Linked DNA regions of Mus musculus: all the other regions are linked to region 1. A link is a loop called in an ENCODE intact Hi-C map of the cell type or tissue named here. Cell type or tissue: left cerebral cortex. All regions are shown on one strand.

Region 1 (2,500 bases):
CTATTGGTTCTCCAAGATCACTGTGGCTAAGTGAGAGAGGCTTCCTGTATAGGCAGGGTTCACTGTCCTCCCTCACTGGAGCCCTCCTAGACTTAGGAGATAACCATGTACAGGTGAAGCCATGGAGGTCCCGGTGAGAAGTCATTTGTCAGGGTCACCTAGATGGACTCTGCCCTCAGTGGTCATGCTTTGGGCAGTGAGTGTGTTCAGGCCGAGGCTCCTGCAGGAGCCTTGCACCGCCCTCTTAGGAAGCATCACCTCACACGCCTGCTTGTGTTCTAGGTGGGGCTGCTCACATTAGTCAGCAGGCTTTTGTCTGGACGATTGATTCTCTAAATGGAGCTATTAGGGCCTTAGATTTTAAGCCATCTGAAGCTGTTAGTTGCCTCCTGCTCCACTCCACCCCCCCCACCCCACCCCATTCCTAGCTCCAAATTCGGCTCCCTGTTGTATGGTCTGAAGGCCAGGAGTTATTTTTCACATATTTGCCACAGTACACATGACTTCCTAGCTTTGTTGGCTCATGCTAGTTTTCCAAGATGGGGTTATTTTCTGCATCTGGAATAGTGTTCTCTGTTATGGTCACAAGCTATTCTGCCTTTTCTCCTTTCTCCCTGTGACAGACGGAAGGAGTAACGAAGCGTTTGGCAGAAAAGAATGATTTTGTGATTTTTCTGTTCACACTGATGACAAGTAAGAAGACATTCTTACAAACAGCGACTCTCATTGAAGACATTTTGGGTGTTAAGAAGGTGAGCTGTGCTCTGCTGCTGTGGGAGGGTGTTTTGGGCACTGGATTGTTGAGCCTGGTTTAGACAGGGCTCCTTTCAAAGATGCTCTTCCACTCATAGTGTTCTGAGATAGGTGAGATATAAAGTTAGCTTGTGCTCCTTATGCCGCTGGGTTCCATCCATGGCTGTGAACCATGTAAGTAAATATAAGGTAAGTCAAAGAGTATGAAACACAAACCTCACCTCGATGTGGTGAATTTAGTGTGATTTTTAGCGTTCCTTGCTAAGATGAAATTGCTCCTCATTAACATTAGTGGAACAAGTTGTTCTTAGCGTGCTTCTGCTGTTGTGTACTGGCGGGGAGTGCTCACAAGCCAGCTCTCTGATTGAGCTTTAGATCCGTGTGTGCTCCCTCTAGTGGCAATGTTTGGCCTTTGCTTACTTAATCTACCTTTATATTTTCTTACCAGCCTTCAGCTCAAGTTGGTTAATTTCCTTAAACATAAGATATTGTAAGTTCTGATATCCAGCCATTCTTTCTCCTTCCTGTTTTGTTTTTGTTTTGTTGTTGTTTTACAAGACAGGGTTTCTCTGTGTAGCCCTGGCTGTCTTGGAACTCACTCTGTAGACCAGGCTGGCCTTGAATAGAGATCTGCCTGCCTCTGCTCCTGAATGCTGGGAATAAAGCTGTGCACTACCATGACACTTACTCTGTAGCTCATCACAGGTTTAAGGGCAAGAGTGAGATATTGTCTCAAAAAATAGCAATAAAAAGATGAGAACATTATAGTTTTCTCTTCAGAAACTCACAGACTTGTAAAAATACACTCATATACACTATGCTAAAGTCATGACAGAAGCTCGTTAGGGCCTCGTTTACGTTCTCGCTCCTCGCCATGCTTCTCTCCCTGTTGATTGCCGATTGGCAGATTTCTTATCATTGCTGCATAGTCTCCCGGAGGTTGCTGTAGCAGAAGGGAGAGTACCCACACACTGTTACCCAGCTTTCACTTAGGCCTTGCCTGCTGTTACCCAGGCAGAAGCATCACAAGTGTCCCATTGTCTGTGGGGACATATTCCCAATGTGTCCAGTCCCCAGACAGTCCCTTTGTGCTCTTTGATAAAATGTCTTTGTTATTTCCCAAGAATCATGTGCTCGGTCCAGTGTGTGAGAGCGGCTGTCAGTGCAGGAACCCTGTGCTCCCTGGCTCTCAGGGTTGGAGCCAGTCATTGCTCCTTCCCAGCTCTGCCAACCTGCTCCCTCAAGCCTTCTTATTCCTGTCTGTGCTACCCAAGTAGGTGATAGGTTCCACCACGCTCTGTAGGTGCCTTGATGTTACATGTGTAACTAAAGTGGAAATGGTGCCTACAATTCGTGCAGCAAACAGAGGATTCATATTCAGAATTGATAAAAAATTCCTACAAATCAACCTGAAAAAGACGTAGCCTAGTTAACAAAAGGGGAAATAGGTGAGCCATAAATAAATGTTTGGCTTCATTGAAAGTCAGAAAATGCAGATCTTTTTTTGTTGCTTTTGTTTTTTGTTTTTCAAGACAGGGTTTCTCTGTGTAGTCCCGGCTGTCCTGGAACTCATTCTGTAGACCAGGCTGGCCTCGAACTCCAGAGATCCACCTGCCTCTGCCTCCCAAGTGCTGGGATTAAAGGCGTGGGACACCACTGCCCAGCCAGGAAATGCAGATCTTATCCTGTGTGTGGTGAGAGCAGATCTTAATGAATGTGGAGTGTAAATACTTGAATGTGTACATGC
Region 2 (2,500 bases), 100 kb before region 1:
CACATATATTTATACACATATGTGTGTGTGTGTTAATCCCAGCATTAGGGAGGGGGGCAGGAGGATCAGGGGAATGGTCATCATTGGCTACAAAGTGAGTTCAAATCTAAGCATTTGAAAATGGTAGAAGTGGAACATTTAAACCCTGTGGGGCCCCATGTGAGTGAAGAAGCCACAGCCCATGAGACTGGCTCAGACCCTGAGTGCCACCTTAAACCCACTTTTTCCACATGGCCTATGAAGGAAGAACTTGCCTGTGACTTGCTTTGATGAGCTGCCCTTGAACTTTTCACCCAAGTCACACTCACTCCCTTGGCTCTTCTACATCTCAAAAAAAAAAAAAAAAACCACCTAATTATTTAATTGTGCATGGGAACATACCATAGCACAACTTGTGGGGAGTCAGTTCTTTCCTCCCACTATGTGACTTGAACTTGGGTCCTCAGGTTTGGCAGCAAGCACCTTCAGTTGCTGGGCCATCTTGTCTACCTTGAGTTGTTTTTTAAGCTGTTTATTCTCCTTAACTCTCTGGGCCTTCCCTTGAGTTTTCGTTCACTGGTTCTATCTCTTCACCGTAACTGCAGGGATTTCTCAGGATGCTTAGAAGCCCTCTTCCTATTCTATGTGTCCGTCCATCACTGCAGTTAAAATACTACCTGCACTCTCTCTGCACACATGACAGCCCCAAAGTTTTATCCCCAAGGGTGCTAGTGTAGATCCCAACCTACTACATCCTCAGCCCCGCCACTCACCTAGCCTTATGCTTTCCTTCCTCGTGGAATTTCCCAACTGCAGCAGACCAAGCCAAGCTCCTGTTCTTGTCACTCAAAATCTCATCTCCTCCTAAGTGGTCTCAACCGCATTCCAGATTCTTCTATACTCATCCTAGAGACCTGTGCAGCACCCTTAATATGGCCTTAGCTTTCTCCATTGCCAGCCAGTAAGTTTTTCCTATGGATTCCACTTTATGCAAGATTCCCTGAACTTCTGGACTAGGCCACACACCCTATTTTGTACCCTAGATCTCGTACTTCACAGAGATCATATAACTGTAATTAAGTAATCATTTGTGTGGTTTCATCTTTTCCATGGGTTCAGACCATGTCTGAATGTCTCTAGCACACTATAGGTTATCAATGAATACTTTTTACATAAATAAACAGAAGCCCACTATAGAACTGTTGTTTGCAATTGGGTGTCCAGTAGGGGGCAGCAAAACATAAGGAATGGAAGGGGTCCAGGCCGCAGTCCTCAAAAGGTGACTTTCAGACAAATCAAGGAACCTTCTGGGTCTCTCTACTTCTGTGGGAGTGGGGGGGGGGGGGGAGTCTAATGCTCTTTCCCCTGAATCAATCGAGATACATAGCTTTAAAGAGGCTGTCATGCTGCACAAGACAGTGTCGGTAGCGTCAGTTAGGAGGGCGTGGGTTTGAGGACTGAGCCTGCTGTGACTAGGGACTGCACCGATCTGGAAGAGTGGAAAATTAAAGCTGAGAAAGAGACTGGCCCATGCCCAGAGCCAGCCTGGAGCCAAGCTGTGAGGTCAACCCAGTGTGTTCATGTCACAAGTTCCTCCCTGTTCCCTGAACATCGCCCGCTTCTGTGGCAGTGTCCAGCGTCCTGTCTGCGACACTCTGGTCTCCTCCCACCACGCCTTCCCCTTGCTGGGTCCTGGCCCCTCAGAGGCCTGCTCACCACCCGCCCATGATTACAGTTAACCTGACATCCTGACTGAAGTGCTGAACTGTATTTTCACATCATCCCCAGTGGAGCAGGAGCTGGACCGTCCCCATAGAGAAGGGGTAACCAGAGTATATGGAATGAATGCCACCAGATGAGACTTCAGGTCCCGTGGAAGGTGAGGGAAGGAGCAGCTAACACTGTTGAAGCCAGTCCCAAAATTATACTGAAAAATATATCTCGGCCCGCGGCACCTGGAGAGATTGCGTCCTTGTGATGCGGGGAGACAGCTGGTTAATTCATACCCAGTGAGGTTTCTGTTTGGGGAACACAGTAGGATACTGAGAAGAGCGTTAGAAACATGTAGCCACGCAATAAAATTGTAGAGACGTTCACTCTCCAAAAATGTCCTCTGTCATTTGAATTCAAGCCTCCCTCTCCCCCTTATGCCCTGGCCACACCTATCTAACCTCACCAGATCTGCCTTTCCCAGCAGGTCAAGGAATGACTCAAGGCAGAACGTTGAAACTTGGCTTCTTTCACTTGGCATAATGGAGTTTTTGGCCATTTTTAAAAGTTGGCACACAAAGTGATGGGCTTGACTCTGGCATTTCCCACATGTCTTTATCCTCTACTCTGGTTTCTTCCTCTTCCCCCTTTGCCTTCCTTGCTCCTCCTGCTCTACTTCCTCCTCTTCCAACTGTCCCCTCCTCCCACTCCAAGCCACATGCACTCCAATACCCTCTCACCCCACCCCTGTAAGGATTTATTTATCTTTATGTTATGTGCATGGGTGTTTTGCTTGCATGTACATCTGTGT
Region 3 (2,500 bases), 92 kb before region 1:
AGTCATACAGCTTCCCACTGAGGTCGCTCCATGACACTACGTGGATGTATTCCTTTTAACTTTGACCAGTTATTAAATCACAGGAGAGAGGGGAAAAGGCAATAAAATTGATTTCTCAATTGTTGATTCTGAATATCCTCAAGATATTCAGATATTCAAGGGGAACTGGGTACACTAGGCATTCTTTTGTTTGTTTGTTTGTTTTTTTGAGACAGGGTTTCTCTGTGTAGCCCTGGCTGTCCTGGAACTCACTCTGTAGACCAGGCCGGCCTCGAACTCAGAAACCCACCTGCCTCTGCCTCCCGAGTGTACACTAGGCATTCTTGTAATCCACAGCTTGGGGGTGCTGAGGAAGAAGGATCACAGGTTCAAGGCCAGCCTGGCCCACATAGTAAGAGCCTGTCTAAAATAAACACAACATAAAAGGAGCCAGAGCTGGGCAGAGAAGACTCTTCAGTGCCAGGAGCCTGCCTAACCTTTGTGATGCCTTGGAGTTGGTTCCCTGGGAAAACTTAGTGCTAATGTGGGGTTCAGCCGTACTCCTAAACCATACGTGTACTCTCCTACTTGTATTGATTTTCCTAATATCCATAAGGTCTGCTCGAGGTAGGTGTCTTTGTTTATCCTTTTTGAATATTTTATTATTCCTTTTATGAATGAAGTAAGTAAGAGTTTGGAGACACTAAATACCTGGCTCCAAGATTTAAAACTGAAGTCTGATTTTAAAATGTTCTTAAACCTGGGGTGGTGGCACATGCCTTGATTCTCAGCACTCAAGAGGCAGAGGCAGAGGCAGGTGGATTTCTGAGTTCCAGGCCAGCCTGGTCTACAGAGCAAGTTTTAGGGCAGCCAGAGCTACACAGAGAAACTCTGCCTGGGATGCCCCTCCCCCCACAAAAAAAAGTTCTTAAAAATTAAAAAACATTTAGTGTGTGTCTGTGTGTGTGTCACCAGTGTCCCAGGAGACCAGAAGAGGGCGCCAGATCCCTCAGCACTGAAGTTATAGGCTGTTGTAAGCTGTTGACATGGTAGACACTGGCAACCAGCTCTGGACTTTTGTAACTATTGAGTCATTTCTCCAGCCCTGAATACATGCTCTTAAATATTAAATTGTATTGTTTGTCCACAGAAACCACCAGAAATAAATATTTGAAGCCCTGCAAGTCAGGGCATAGCCATAAAGGGGTGGGGAGGGCATTTTAAGGAAGACGGCATCTCCAAGGTGTATGAAGAAAGGGGTTGAGATTGACCCAGAACGATTTGTTCACGTCACAGTGTCTCAGAAGGAAACTTAAATAGAATTCCCAGCTCACAGAGTCAAACGAGGTACATGTCATAGCTAATGGTGTCAGCTTACTGGTGATCTGTGAACACGTCCTAGAGAGGCCACCAAGTGATTGACAGATGAGGAAACAGAGCAAAGGGTATGGGCTATACTTTTTTTTTTCAGAAGTTTTAATAAAATAGAAGATATAAGTACACCTTTTACATAAATAAGAAATTTAATATTTATGAATTCACTGCTCCCATATTGTTCAACCTCACAACGGTGATATTTCTGTGGTTCTTTCTTCCCTGTCATTCCAGTGTCCCTTCCCAAGTTGGATACACCTGGACACATTAACTATGTTTGATTTTGGTTACAGACAACTTCTTTTATTTAGTAAGATGTTTTGAATGCCTACAGTAAGTCTGCCTATTCAGGGAGATCACAGACCTCCCAGCCTCCCCCCAAGTCTATGGTCTGATTTCCACAATTAAGCACCCACTTCTCAGACCAGCTACACAAAGCACAAATGCTCTCAAGTCCTTTGCAAACCCGTTACTTTGTTGTCTACATACTGCCCCCTCCCACACACACACTTCTTAGGCAGACAGACCTGGAGTTGTTGCTTTTAACCTCCTGAGATGTGATGGCCCACTGGGGGAGTCTGTTTGGCATCATATGAGCTACGACCTTCCCTTACCAGCCCCCACCAGTCCAGCCCTTTCTCCAAGGGGCCTGGAGAATAATTAGATAATTAGCAACGCCGTCCACTTGTGCACATGAAGATGCCCACGGCCACACCAGCGATTATGAAACAGCCCATCAGGATGCCCAGGACCAGTGATGTGTAAGAGCGACCTGTTTGGCTCCCTGCAGAACAGGCAAAAAGTGAGTTTAAGAGCATACCCCCAAGGAGTCTGAAGTCTGGGTCGAACCCCAAGGCATCTATACTTTCAAAGGACGTCACCCAGTGACTTAGGCTTTGTGGATGTACCCTCGCCTGAGTCTCCAGCCTCCTCATTTTGTTGCTCAAGGGATCCCTCATGTCCCTTCATTTGCCTGGCAGTCATGCCCTCCCCAACACACAGGCAGGGCCAGAATCCCCTCAGACCTTTCATGTTTTGCGTGGTGATGTGGTTCTCCAGGAACTCCACACAAGTGTCCTGAAGAAATTCCTGCAGTTCATACCGAGTCCGGTTGTAGGCATTGAGCTGCTTCAGGGTGAAGTTGGCT
Region 4 (2,500 bases), 150 kb before region 1:
ACCTCTGCCTTCCAAGGGCTGGGATTACAGGTGTAGCTTGTCTTGACCCTCTTTTGTTTTTTGGTGATCTTAGCCACTCCTATGACATCGCATGCTACTGCTCCCCACAGCTGGGGTCAGGTGGAGCAGTCCCAGTGGAAGCCCCTGTAGGTGAGCAGTCTCAGGATGGAGGAAGCTGCAGTTACTTAGGGTTTTTGGTTTGTTTGTTTGTTTTTGTTTTTTTTGAGACAGGGTCTCTCTGTGTAGCCCTGGCTGTCCTGGAACTCACTCTGTAGACCAGGCTGGCCTCAAACTCAGAAATCCGCCTGCCTCTGCCTCCCAAGTGCTGGGATTAAAGGCGTGCACCACCACTGCCCAGCGAGTTACTTAGTTTTTTTGTACACACTGGTCAACTGTTCATAAACATTCACACCTGGACCACAACAAGGCTCTGCCAATTCAAAGCCTGACCCATAGGCAGAAAGTCACCAATTTCCCATGCATCCAAGTTCCTCTGTCCTTGACGTGGCTGGCTCATGTCAACACTGCACAGCACTCGGGACTTAATGCACTCTCCACACATCAACTCACGGCTGTCTCAGATCCTCACACTCCTTCATCTGCTATACCCTCTCCTAACTCTGATGGTACAGCCCCACCCCCTTATATCCTGTGCCTTCCCAAGATCCCCGGCTGCTCAACATTAGGTTAAGTCAAGGTTACCAATATGAAACAACTCAGAACAGAGCTAGCCCAGGCTAGGCATGTTAGCTTGCTTCCCCCTCTTTCCCCTTTCCTCTATCCTGTTGGTGTGCTTGCGCTCTTACAGAACTGAGAGAATGACCTCTAGTGAAGTATGGGTGGCCTTCCTTGTCTTGCCCTGGACTTTGTATGGATGGAATTTTTCACCCCATCAACTTTGGCCCTTTCTTGACTTCCCAGAGTTTCCTTTCTGCAGAAACCTGACCCTTCAGAAGTCATTGTCAGCCCATGCAGGGCATCTGTTTCCCACACCACCTCTTCTGGTTTCGATAGGAAAAAGGAAGCCTCAAAAGGGACGTGGAAACGCCCACGTTACCTTTGAAGAAGACGAATCTCCCGTCAGCTCTTTCATAGGCTGCGTCTATGCGGGCGGGCAGGCCCTTCCAGAACTGTTCGATCTGCATGGGGTAGCCTTCCTGCACCCGGTTATTGCGCAGGCGCCAGAACCAGCGATCCTGGGAGGCGGGAGGAATGGGGGAAGTGAAGAGGAGAGAGGCAGGTGGCAGGTTTTTACCTCTGAATTCAGTGATCTCAGCCCCAGGGCCCAGGCCCAACAACCCAACCCCAACCCTGGGGCTCAGACTCACAACCTCCCATAGAGTCTGTCCATCTGTTTCTTCCAACTCTTTAAAGAAGACAGGATGTAACTAACTCTACATCAGCCTCCTGCTGTCCAAGACTATGAGACAAGAGGCAGATGGGTGTGGGAGAGGTGTGGAAAGACTTGAAAGGAGACTGCCATGGCCAGGAGTGACCACGGGAGGGCAGCAGAGAGTTACCAATATCAGTTGGGCTTGGCCCCGGTCTGGTGGGAATCCCAGCATGGTAAAAAAGATGGTAAAACCCACACATGGCCTGTGAACACTTTGTTGAGAGGATCAAAGAGGTACGAGAGCTGCAGTAGGAACATGACTCAGAAGATAGTACAAACCTAGAGTTTTATTAAAAATTCATTTATGTGTATGGGTTTGTGTCTGAGTGTATGAATGAATGTACAAGGCATGTGTGCATGAGCCTGCAGACATCAGAAGAGGGCACTGGGTTCTTTGGAGCTGGCTAGAAGCACTTGTGAGCCCCCATGTGTGTACTGGGAACTGAACCCAGGTCCTCTGCAAGAGCAATAAGCACTCTTAACCCTGAAGGTGGCCATTTTAAAGTGTTTTTACAAATCACTTTCTGGTCCAGTTTTTAAAATACTTTATTCTGACCTGCAAAACTCTGTCAAGTCAGTCTGACATATACAGAGTCTTAAGGAAGGCCAAGGGGCATGCCTAGAGCCAGTCGCTTAGTGAGAGGCAGAAAGGGGCTAGCCTATGTGGCCTGATTCTTAGTGATTGAAGTTTGCTGGGGAGACCTTACGAAGGAAAATGGGGTGGCTCTTCTCTTCCACCCAGTGCCATGGAGACCTGTTTTGCAGCTCCCATTTGATGAAGGGTACTTCCTAGTGTCTGGGGTGTACCAGCAGGCAGCCTCCAGCTCTTCTGTGATGGTGTAGTCCCCCTTTTGCACCCAGCATGGAATGGCTCTGATGGGCCGGCCATTCTAGCTTCAGCATTTCCATTAAGGGGCTGAGTTAGCACCAGGTCTGTGTCTCCTCTGCTTTCCCCCTTGTCTTGACTGGCTTCTCCATCCTTCTGGCCACAGCTGTTGATTCTAAAGCTGTCTCCTTAACCAGAACCCCTCATCCCAACTCTATCTCAGCGTGTTTCCCCAAGGATCTAGCCAGCCCATGGATCACATGACAGGCACAGGACAGGGA

What was found. A loop is a pair of places that touch in the nucleus more often than their neighbours do. Peaks named below come from ENCODE experiments on the same cell type or tissue, not always from the same donor. Only the 100,000 strongest peaks of a DNase experiment are listed, where the experiment ranks them.
Region 2: it touches region 1 in a loop (4-fold over the local background); 33 of 42 quality-filtered maps call a loop at or near these places.
Region 3: a loop joins it to region 1, with 3 times the contacts of the local background. A loop is called at or near these places in 33 of 42 quality-filtered maps.
Region 4: it touches region 1 in a loop (5-fold over the local background); 2 of 42 quality-filtered maps call a loop at or near these places.

The regions. Positions count from the first base shown.
Region 1 is chr2:155,661,909-155,664,408 of GRCm38, reverse strand. It overlaps Trpc4ap (transient receptor potential cation channel, subfamily C, member 4 associated protein), which reads left to right. Exons shown (of 19, transcript NM_001163452.1): 6 at 624-752. Among named protein-coding and RNA genes, the nearest start is that of Gm22334, 10 kb to the right of the region's middle. In left cerebral cortex, a CTCF peak has its summit at 1,153 (motif pointing left); DNase peaks (open chromatin) are centred at 1,132 and 1,800; H3K27ac peaks cover 1,426 bases.
Region 2 is chr2:155,763,921-155,766,420 of GRCm38, reverse strand. No RefSeq gene overlaps it. Among named protein-coding and RNA genes, the nearest start is that of Mmp24, 10 kb to the left of the region's middle. In left cerebral cortex, a CTCF peak has its summit at 1,184 (motif pointing right); a DNase peak (open chromatin) is centred at 1,221.
Region 3 is chr2:155,754,406-155,756,905 of GRCm38, reverse strand. It overlaps Procr (protein C receptor, endothelial), which reads right to left. Exons shown (of 4, transcript NM_011171.2): 3 at 2,379-2,500; 4 at 1,428-2,137. The coding sequence ends at 2,022. Among named protein-coding and RNA genes, the nearest start is that of Procr, 4.4 kb to the right of the region's middle. In left cerebral cortex, a CTCF peak has its summit at 975 (motif pointing right); a DNase peak (open chromatin) is centred at 983.
Region 4 is chr2:155,810,913-155,813,412 of GRCm38, reverse strand. Mmp24 (matrix metallopeptidase 24) reads right to left here. Exons shown (of 9, transcript NM_010808.4): 7 at 1,058-1,196. Among named protein-coding and RNA genes, the nearest start is that of BC029722, 7.1 kb to the left of the region's middle. In left cerebral cortex, a CTCF peak has its summit at 1,497 (motif pointing right); a DNase peak (open chromatin) is centred at 1,477; H3K27ac peaks cover 594 bases.